Linked DNA regions of Mus musculus: region 1 is linked to region 2. The links are chromatin contacts, found by POLR2A ChIA-PET in ENCODE. All regions are on one chromosome and are shown on one strand. Each heading gives the region's core, a stretch centred on a gene start or an enhancer-like site at or near the end of the contact. The rest is flanking DNA. Distances are from core to core; before and after follow the strand shown.

Region 1 (5,325 bases), core at 1,094-3,593, 100 kb before region 2:
GGGGATGTTTTCCCAGTCTGTGTAGTTAGAAGCTCCACAGCAGTTATTCTAGGAAGGGAAGAGGGATGGGAGGGAAACCTCCACTTTAATTCAGAGTTGAGAATCTTCTATCCCGGCTAACCCTCCTCCCGGCCATCCCACTCACTTCTTTCTGCAATTTGTCCAAAATAGTGGCTGTTTTGTTGTCTTTAAGGTAATTCTGCATCTGCTGCTGGAAGCTTTTATTAAACTCTGACTTCACCTAAGAGCAGAGAAGTGGGTGCTGTAGAGAACAGACTTCCGGCCCCAGATTCCCAGAGCAACCTGAGATGGGTCCCCCCCCCCCCATTCCCTGCTTACCTGGTCTCTAAACACATAGCCAGCAATGGCCACAGCCACCTCCACAAGCATGATAAGAGACAGGAAGATGGCAAACTGTGGGAGGACAGGAGTTGGGTTTGAAGTCTGGATTTAAAGGGCTTGCTCTGACCCGGTCAATTACTGAGACTTTCCTGGTGTTCTCCATCCACCCACCTTCACCACAGAAAAGGCTTCCGGTAGCCCCCAAGAGCTCCCACACCCCACTCACTGTAATCATGAGACAGTAGTTCTCCTTGCAGGCCCCACAGCAGCCCACAAAGGCCACCAGGAAGAGGAAGGCACCCACTGCAATGATGACCACAGGCAACAGCGAGCCAGCAGTAGTCTCATGGGTAATGGCCTGCTTCAAGACAACCTGAACCGCTACACCAATGGCGATCAATCCCACTGCACAGGCCTGAGGAAAAAGGCGAGAGTTAGGTCAGATCCTCAGTCCAGTAGCCCTCGCACCCGACCCCCACCCAGAAGATAGATCCTACACCTCCAGGAAACACTGGCTGTAGACAAGGTCTGCCCATCCTTGCCCCACAATGAAGGCTGGGAAGTTGTTTAAGGCACACAAGGAGAAGGGAATCGGGAGGTGTCATGCTGCCTTTAAACAGCGCTTCGGCACAGGATATGGGTTACTTTCTATGGACTCCCAGCTAGAGTCTCTCCCAGAACTACCCCCTCACTCCAGTGACTCAGGTCCTAGGGCCAGCTAGGCTAGGGCGGAGGAGGGGGTAAGAGTGGCCCCTTTCGGGCCGGGCGTGGTGGCGCACGCCTTTAATCCCAGCACTCGGGAGGCAGAGGCAGGCGGATTTCTGAGTTCGAGGTCAGCCTGGTCTACAAAATGAGGTCCAGGACAGCCAGGGCTATACAGAGAAACCCTGTCTCGAAAAACAAACAAACAAAAAAAGAGTGGCCCCTTTCAGAACACACAGGGAGGAGCAAATGAAGGAGGGCAGAGCCTTTCCTACCCCCAAGTAAATGAGAGGGCTAAGAGAATGGAGAGGAATCAACGGTGTGAGGAGTGGAGACAGCCCCTTGGCGATACCATCAGACCGTTGGCAGGTTGCCCCACCACCCCGTACCACGAATGGTTGGGTCACCAGACAGGAAGGGCCAGGAGGGGGTTGGTTGGGGGTGCTCCCCGTCTAGGATGGCAATTCTCGGTCCAAACTTTACTCAGAGGTCCCGGAAAGCTGCGCGTGGGGGATGGGGAAGGGAGGTAGCGCGGACACGTTCTGCCTTTGGCCCTTTTCCCTGGGCTTTCCTTCCACATCTGGCCTCCAGCTGCCTTCATCTCTGGGTCCCTCACCCTTCACGGCTCCCGCTCCAAGACTCCCCCCCCCGCACCCCGCCCGGGCGCCCCGTCGCTCTCCCCGCACTACTCACGCAGAAGGCCAGCAGGAGAACGTAGAGCAAAAACTTGACACACTTCATTCCTCCTTCCACCGCCATGGCTGTTGGGCCTGGGGCCGCGGAGAACACCAAGGATTAGAGCAGGTAGAGCAGGCCGAGGGGCCGCCACATCCGCAGCTCCCCGCCGGCCTTCGCAGCCTTCCCTGCGCGGCCCCCATCGCTGCCCTCCCACCCAGAAACCCGCGGTCAGACCCACGTCTCCCAGCCCTCCCCGCTCGCCGGCCGGACTGGGGCGCGCCACGCAGCGGGGCCTCGGGATCTCGGGATCCCGGGACGCACGGAGGGCGCGGCCGGACTCCAGGTAGATCTCCGCCCGCCGCTGCACAGCGCCGATTCCCGATCCCCGATCCCGACAGGCCGCGACCCGAGACCCTCGCCAGCCCCTGGGCGCGAGCCTCCCCTCGGGTGCGGCGCGGATGGCGCCCCGCGAACTTCGAGGCAAAGTTGCCCCCACGGACGTCCCCCGGGTCCCCGGGCCCGGCTCACCTGCGCTCCCCGACGCTTCTCAGTACTCTCCTGCCGCGGCTCAGCCGCCGTCTCCCGTGCCCCCTGCCCGCGCCCCGCCTGCTGCACGGCCCCGCCCCGGCTCCGGCCGCCCCCCTCCCCCGCAGGGTGGCCGCCTTCTTCCCTCCCTCCCTCTCTCTCTCATGTGACACGGGAACAGCTGCGGCCTGAGTCACCAGGCTAGCAGGGGGAGGTGAGCCCCCCGCCAGGACAAGGCCACGTGGCCGCTGCCTGGAAGGCTCGAGCCAGGAGCCGGACCTCAGGGTTCCCGGAGCCCTCTGCAACCCAGGCGCCGTCTGGTTCTCTCTGGTTCAGGAGTAGGCGAGTCAGAGTCCAGAGGACGCACGGCGGCTCAGAGTTGCCCAAAGACAGAACTGAGCCAAAGTATCAAAACGGTCATCTGCAGACCTCAACCCACCGAGTACCCACCACGCAGCTCCCTCTCCGTCCTTGTTCAAGGCCCTGCCCCCCGCCCCATTCCCGAGCCACCCGCAGAAGGTGTGGGTTGAGTGGCACTGGGTGAAGTCAGAATAAACACTTCCAGAAAGCCCCTAGCTTCCCATCCTAGAAGTCTCCCAACATTCTGGACTAGGGTTTTATGGCCCCAGCTTCTCCATTTTCTAGAACTCCTGAGCTGAGAAAACCCTTTGAGGAAGCCCTTGTCTAGAACCCCGTTTCCATGCGTCAATCATAACACGTCAGAGCCTGGGCCCTCCTGGGAAAAGATTAACAAAGCCTTAGAGCTCCCTTGCTCCTGGATTAGCCAGTGGTTAATGGAGATGTGAGAAAGGACACTAAGGCCGGCGAGGCAATAGCATGGACTTCCGTATCTTATTCCTCTTTTCATCAGAGATGGCAAAACCAGGTAAAGGCGAGAGTTAGAAATACCTTTCTCCCGTGTGCCGCTGGTGGTTCACAGAAGGAACTGTTGTAAAAAGCTCAGATAGGACCGACCGGCCTTACACTCCTAACCTGAACTTTGTCCTTTTCTCCGCAGCTCCTTCTGCCTTGAGTTGCTTACTGAATCTGAAGGGAAGGGACTGTATATAAAGAAACAATTAAAACAAAGGCCAGCTGGTGGCACACATATGTAATCCCAGCACTTTCATATTCTCTCTCTCTCTCTCTCTCTCTCTCTCTCTCTCTCTCTCTCTCTCTCTCGATAGGGTTTCTCTGTGTAGACCCGGCTGCCCTGGAACTCTATCTGTAGACCAGGCTGGCCTCAAACTCAGAGATCTGCCTGCCTCAGCCTCCAGACACTAAAAGTCCATGACACCACACCTGGCACAAGAAAATCAAAAATTCAAAGCCACTCTGGACAGTTTAGTGAGACACCACACACACACACACCTATCTCTTTGGAATCAGGGTCTCATGTAGCCCAGGCTGGCCTGGAATTCCATATGTAGCTGAGGATAACCCTGAACTGCAGGTCATTTTGCCTCCACAAGTGCTGGCACCACCGGTGTGCACAAGTGCATCTAGTTTATGCAGTTCTGGCACCAGACCCAGGATTTTGTGCCTACTAGGCAAGCACTCTACCAGCTAAGCTGTATACCCAGTGCTAGTGAGACTATAGTTCAAAATGGCGAATGGAAATGCATGCAGATCTATGGTAGAGCATGTGTCACGAACTCAGGCTCAGTTCCCAGGCTACAAAGAAGTCTAGGCATGATGGTGAGGCCTGTCCTTCCCAGCACTATGGAGGTGAAGGCAGGATGGCTGAAGGTTACAGGCCATCCTGGGCTACACAACAACACCTTGTCTCAATCCAACCAAAACAAAATCAGTGGTATACACCTATAAGTATAGCATTTGGGAGACTGAAACGGGAGGATCCCTTGGTCATTCAAAGTTCAAGGCCAGAATGAGCTACGACTCGAGACCCCATCTCAAAAAAAACAAGAATAAACCTGAGCTGAGGACGTAGTTCAGTTGGTAAAGTGCTTGCTTAATATGCAGACAGCCTGGGCTTGTATTCTTAGCACCTCATGAACCAGGCATGGTTGTGGTATGTGCTTATTATTCCAGAACTCATGAGGTAGAGGCATAAGTCTCATGAATTCAAGATCATCCTTGGCTACCTAAGGAGTTTGAGGCCAGTCTAAGGAATTAGTCCTTGTCTCCAAATATGAGTAAATAATCGAATAATAAATCAGTACCAGATAAATGAAGAACCTTGGCGTGATAGCACATGTTTATTATTTCCATACTCAGGCTGAAGTAGAGCAATCATGACTTACAGGCCAGCTTGGGCCATATGCTGGGACCCTGTCTCAAAAAGGAGGAGGAGGAAGAGGAAGAGAAAGAAAAGGAAGAAGAAAAGGAAAAGGAGAAGGAAGAGGAGGAAAAAGAAATGAAAGAGGAGGAAGAGGAGGAGGAAGAAGAGAAAGAGGAGGAAGAAGAAGAGGAAAAGGAGAAGGAAGAAGAGGAAAAAGAAAAAAGAGGAAGAAGAGGAAGGGAAAGAGGAAGAAGAAGAAGAGGAAAAGGAGAACGAAGAGGAGGAAAAAGAAAAGAAAGAGGAGGAAGAGGAGGCAGAAGAGGAGAAAGGAGAAAGAGGAAGAGGAAGAAAAGAAAAAGGAGGAGGAAGAAAAAGAAAAGGAGGAGGAAGAGGGGAAGGAGGAAGAGGGGGAAGAGGAGGAGAAAGGGCTGGGGAGATAGATGGCTCAGTTGTTTAGAGCACTTGCTCTTACAGAGTGCCTGACTTCAATTCCCAGCATACACATGGTGGCCTATGACCTCTGTAACTCCAATTCCAGTGGATATGATGCCATTTTCTTGCCTTCTTGGGCATATATCAGACACACACACACATATATATATATATATATATATATATATATATATATATATTACACATATATACATGCAGGCAAAATATACACGCACATATACACGCATATATTCTTAAAATTATGTATCCTAAGGGTTGGAAAGATCACTCAGTAGGTAAGAGCACTTGCACAAACATAAGGACCTGAGTTCTGATCCAAGCACCCACATAAAAAAAAAAAAAAAAAATCAGGTGTGTGGGTGGCAGGATATGGTGGGGGGGCC
Region 2 (5,704 bases), core at 3,114-5,613:
TCCCACCTACAGAGTTAACAAAACCAATCGTATCTTCTTACACACATGCGTGATACACATATCTCTCTATTGATTTATGCTCCTTTTTTCTTCCTGCTCATACTCTTGTTCTTAAAATTCCTGTTTTCAGGTTAAAGTGTATGTACCTCAGTGGGAAAGCACCTGCCTAGCATCCACAAGGCTCTGGATGCCATCCAATACCAAAAGGAAACAGAAGCTGTTTTCTTCCTGGTCCTGGAATAACCACCCAAACGCACATCCTGAACACTCCCATACTAGGTCCACACCTGCCTCTCTAGGAAGAGGCAGATTTTCTCCATGGTAAAAAAATCTCCCTTTGGGGCTGGAGAGGTGGCTCAGTGGCTGAAAACACTTGATGCTCTTACAAAAGACCCAGGTTCAGTCCCAGTCCCTACACAGTAGCTCACAACCATCGGTAACTCCAGCTCCAAGGGATCCACACTCTTTTGATCAGTTTGGGTACCAGGCCACATGTGATGCATGTACATGTGTTGAAGTAAACACTCATACACATAAATAAACCTAAAAAGATAATTTCTTCCTGGGGGGGAAGAGGGTGTGGGAGACTTTTGGGATAGCACTGGAGATGTGAATGAAGAAAGTACCAAAAGAAAGAAAGGAAGGAAGGAAGGAAGGAGAGAGAGAGAGAGAGAGAGAGAGAGGGAGAGAGAGAGAGAGAGAGAGAGAAAGAAAGATAGATTTCTCCCTGATTTGCTTTGGGCTGAGACCTCTGGCTGCAGTACTGAGGTCAGTGACAAAGAAGTCATCACAGTATCCCAGGACTGTGCTGGTGGCAGTGGTTAGACAGTAGACATTCAAAGACCTGCTGACTGCCACACAGGGGCTGGGAAGATGCCCAGAGAGCTGCCCTCCACCATGCAGCGCTGGCGGGCCACAGACACACAGAAGCCCACGCCATACGGTATGGACAGAGGAGGTCACCCAGAGGCCCTGGGTACCTGAGTGGTACTCAGGCTCAGATGCAGGACTTTGAGTTGATACAGTCCAAAATTTACATCATCTATGAACTGTTGGGGCACATAAAAAGGCTGGTCATGCTGATCCAAAGCAGGAGGATCCTCATGACACCAAGTGACAGGATAACCAGAAGGATCCCGGTGAGGATTCAATATTGGTGGTGTCACAAAAGCCAGAGACCTCAAACCAAACTCACTACAATGAACTTTTCCAAGTGAAGATGTGTGATTGGAGGTGTATAGTGTGGGACACTGTGAACAACACACTACAACTTCCATGACAAGACATTTTCCATGCTTTGTTTTGTTTAGGGTGCGTGTGCGTGCATATGCGTGCGTGCTTGCGTGCGTGCGTGCGTGCGTGCGTGTGCGTGTGTGTGTGTGTGTGTGTGTGTGTGTGTGTGTGTGTGCGCGCGCGCATGTGGTGTGTTTTAGGTGAGAAGCTTCAAGAGCACACAGGGATATGAGTGGGACTGGGGCACAGAATGTGAAACTCACAAAGAATCAATAAAAAGTTTCTTGGGGGCTGGAGAGATGGCTCAGTGGTTGAGAGCATTGACTGCTCTTCCAGAGGCCCTGAGTTCAATTCCCAGCAACCACATGGTGGCTCACATCCACCTGTAATGGGATCCGATGACCTCTTCTGGTGTGTCTGAAGACAACGACAGTGTACTCATATCAACAAAATAAATCTTTAAAAAAAGGGGAAAAAAAGATATTTTCTTTAAATTCCTCCCTTACCATTCATGGTGCTGTATGTGTGAGCCCAGCCTTTCCCAATCAAAAGCAGGAAGATCACAAATTCAAAGCTAGCTGGAGCTAGTCTGCAAAACCATGTCCCAAAACAAAACAAATATCCCTTTGTTCAGGTGATAGCAACTAAGGGGCTGTCTGACTAGGCTCTTCCCGACCCTAAGGAAAGGAGCTGCACTTAGCTGCTGCAGAGTAAGTCCAACCCTTCCTTTTATATTACACCCCCTCCCCCCAAAAAAGACCTTACGACAAAAGACTTAAGATGGAGAAAAGTCAAATTCCTAGTCAGAGAAACGCCTTTATAACTCTTTCCCAAGAATGCTACCCTTAGCTAGGTATAGTGGCAAAACCTGTAAGTCACAGCACTCACAGATGGAGCCAGGAGAAATCATGAGTTCCAGGTTAGTCTGTCTACAAGGTGAAACCCTAACTCAAAAACAAAACAAAGAAAGGAAATCCTTCACCTTCCCTTGACTCTACACTCCCTAAAAACTGGAACAGAAAATATGGGGAAAGAGCAACAGGAAGCAGCAAAGGATACTCACCATTACTGCTAGCTGCCTATAGGCCTTCTTTAGTTCAGTGTCGGATGCTGTAGCTTCAACCCCCAGCACATGAAAAGGGTTTAGTTCATCTTCAGGAACCCCAGCCATGGTCAAGAGTCGGGTCACTTCCTCTTCAGGCTGGCAGTATCGCCCGCTAGCTACAGGTGCATTGCCCTGTTTCTTAGTCCTCTGTTTGACCCAGGGCAGCTCCTGCCAGCCCCACTGTATTAACCTTACCAGCTGCTGCCATGGCCTGCTATCTTTCAGCAGAGTCAAGCAATGATGCAAGGCTGGAGAACCCAGCCAAGAGAACAGCCAAGCGGTCTTATCCCTCCAGCCTAACCGGTTGCCCAGTCCCACCGAAAACCTCCAGCCCAATTGTAGACATCCCAAAAAGAGGGCGAGAGCCAGGAGTAGGAAAGCACCCACTACCCTAAGAATACGGATGAGCAGCCCCACCACACAGAAGAAGCTCTGGCTTAGAAACTGGAACATCATGCGGGCCCAGCCCCCCAGTCTCCTGGCCCAGACCCCCACCCAGACTCGAAAAAGGTCCAGGTCACTGCCTTTCAGCTTCCTGCATGCGTAAATGAGATGGCCACAGGTTTCCACATACTCTCCCACCAATACCAGAAGTTCAATCAGCCACCAGAAGCCTGCTTGTCCAAGCTGACATAGTTCCTCTACTCCCCACAGTCCCAGGCCTCTGCGCTTATCTGTCTGACTTCTTTTTCGGGCCAGCCGATGACGACCTGGGGCCTTGGGTTCTCTGCGTCCACTATCCCGAACATCCTCCTTGATCAGAAAACGGTGCTTCTGCCTCCGGGACAAGGGTTTCTTTCCACTGGACACACGTGAAAAATCACTGGGAAATTTAAGAGGTTCCTCATCATCATATTCTTCTTCCAACTCTTCATCTTCCCCCAAGGCTGGAGAGGTGCAATGGTGGCAAAGGCTGCTAGAAGAGCCATCTCCTTCCTCGGAGTAAGTTCCTTCGGGGACTCCAGGGCTTCCCTGGCAGTTACAAGCAGATGGAATGGAAAGAAAAGAAGGACTCCCATCCTCCTGGTACCCAGTCTCATTCTCTCTTGAGAGTTCCTGGTCCACTCCTGACTCTTCTGAACCTGTCTCGCTCTCATCAGGGTAGCCTCCTCCTCTAGGTGGTCCTGGACCCCTTGGAGGACCATGGCTTGGATCTGACCAGTGGGCTGGATTTGGAGGCTGTGTGTACTTAGGGCCGGAGTGCTCTTTGAGGCATCGTGTACCATTAGGAGCAGTCTCTGCTGAGTCCCTGAGTCCTGAGAATGAAAGTATTTCGGGGTCCACAGAGGATCCTGATGTACTGAGGGAGGTACCACCACTGCGGTGGGCTCCACACAACCTTCTTTCTCCCGGGTGCTTCTGGGCCATGACCCCGGGCTTCCTGAGGATTTTAGGTCACTGCCATCATTGCCTGTAACAAAGATATCAAGTTGGGAATGGTCAAGGATAGAACCAAGAGTTAAACAATCTCAAAATGACATATTCAATGTACCCACTCCCCAGGCAGTGTTAGCTCAAATTCGCTATCCCTAACAATAAACGTGAGTTAGGCAGACCACAAACCTGCTTGCACCAACCCGGACCTCAGAAACCCCCTTACTCCCGAAATCTTAATTTTTTTTTCTTCTTCCTCCAAGAAGCTAACAATCTTCAATCTGAGAAATGGGGGGGAGGGGGGGTGCCGCAAAGGGTGTGGTCGGGGCGGCGGGGGGGTGGGGGGGTAACTCTTAGGAAAAAAAAAAAAGACTGCCTGAAAGAGGGAGGCCGCAATCTGTCAGAAAAGGGTGGGGACCGTGCAGGGCTAGAGGAAAAGCTGAGGGCGGAGCTTCGAGGTGCCCCTGCAAAAGATTACCCGAGAACCCACCGACGGGGTACCAGGGGCGAAGGCGACGTACCGAGCAGCAGCGGTAACTCCTCCCTCCTCAAGCAGCTGCGCCTGAGGCCAGGGGGAGCTGCCAGGGGGAGCTACAGGAGCAGCTCCCCCGGCTCCGCCTCCCGCTCACGCTCCGCTTCCGCCTTCCGTCCCCGCCACGGCCGCTTACTTCCACTTCCGGGGTCACCGGGGGGGGGGAAAAGGTCGCGAAGGGAAGAGAAAAGCGCTTAGCCGAGGCTCTCACTTGCGCGGCGGGCGCGGAGTCAATCGAGGAGGCGGTGCTAGAGCATCCGGCCCCACCCCTTAAAGGGCCCTCCGCCTCCACGCAGGTCCCGCCGTAAGCGAGCTGAAGCCTGCGAACTGTACTCCTCGTCGTCGCTGCTGAAACGGAGATGAAGGGCGGCTGCCGAAGCACACACCGTCTTTGGCGTGCAGACAGACACCCAGGGCACGCAGAGGAGCCAGCGACCCTGCTCGCCCAGACCCTTCCCTGTCGGCTGTCCAGCCAAGAGGTTGCGGAGAAGTGTGTGTCCCGGACTAGCTAGCCCCCTAAAGAGACGCGACACTTCTCCTGGACCCAACTGGCGAGCTTCCACGCCGCCGATCCGCCCCCTGTGAACGCGGCGTAAGGGCCGGGCCAGGGAATGCGGCTAGGGGTACCTGGTTCCACGGAGCTCAGAACCTAGTCCAGCGTAACAGAACCCCGCACTCATCTGCGTGCTGCTTTGCATCTCATTTACATAGTAAGCTTTGGGTCGAAGCCAGCACGCTCCCCAACCCCTACGCAGACCCTGATGGAACCTCTCGTCTGCACTCCTTTAAAGCCTTACAGTTCTGCCAGTGTCCCTGCCAGGCCCGTCTTGCTCCACAAGTTTTTTTTTCCACCCATGAACACCCCCACCCAGCACTAGTTAAAAACCCTTCTCCGGCTCCCGACCACCCGGTTCCCCAGAAGACAATACTCCAATTCTCTGGGAAGTGGAAGAAACCAAGTTGGACCAGCGGGTGCTTTGGGACCCTATTTGGGCTTTGAAAACGTTAAGTTGGTAATTAATCTCCTTAGCATTCAGAGACCTTCCGTCTTAGTCTTGATGGGCGTCACAAAACTCTTCATTGCTATGGTTAGGGGGCGTCCCTCCTCCTAGATTAGAGAAGTGGGTAGCCTGGGTTCCCCCACAGACAGAGGTAAAGATTGAGGGGGCCCGCCCCGTGATGTCATCCTCCCCCCCCCCCACCCCATACACACTCCCTGTCTCCTTCCCCCACACACACCCCCGCCCCCAAGCTAATTGCATTTAGCTCCCTGGGTTTGGGCTCCGACTTGCCTGAGTTTAGGGAGCAACAGAGCACAGTAGCCCAAGGGGGTGCCTGCGGCCAACAGCCACCCGTGTGCCTAGGACCTCTGGGCTGGAATGAAGCTGGAGGTCTAGGAAAGCAATTCCACCCCTTTGCTCTCCTCAGCCCTGCAGGGTGGTGAGTAGTTAACACCCTTC

Evidence for each region. ChIA-PET counts read pairs that join two places held with the same protein, here RNA polymerase II (POLR2A).
Region 1: POLR2A ChIA-PET joins it to region 2 with 40 read pairs in Patski. The contact joins the promoter of Cd63 here to the promoter of Dnajc14 in region 2. POLR2A ChIA-PET finds 5 or more read pairs at or near these places in 3 of 5 experiments (Patski and embryonic stem cell).

What each region holds. Positions count from the first base shown.
Region 1 is chr10:128,906,884-128,912,208 of GRCm38, reverse strand. It overlaps Cd63 (CD63 antigen), which reads right to left and starts at 2,343. Exons shown (of 8, transcript NM_007653.3): 1 at 2,251-2,343; 2 at 1,738-1,814; 3 at 569-757; 4 at 340-414; 5 at 146-241; 6 at 1-48. The coding sequence starts at 1,803.
Region 2 is chr10:128,804,213-128,809,916 of GRCm38, reverse strand. Dnajc14 (DnaJ heat shock protein family (Hsp40) member C14) reads right to left here and starts at 4,363. Exons shown (of 7, transcript NM_001359825.1): 1 at 4,234-4,363; 2 at 2,297-3,749. The coding sequence starts at 3,706. It overlaps Tmem198b (transmembrane protein 198b), which reads left to right and starts at 5,470. Exons shown (of 5, transcript NM_178066.3): 1 at 5,470-5,684.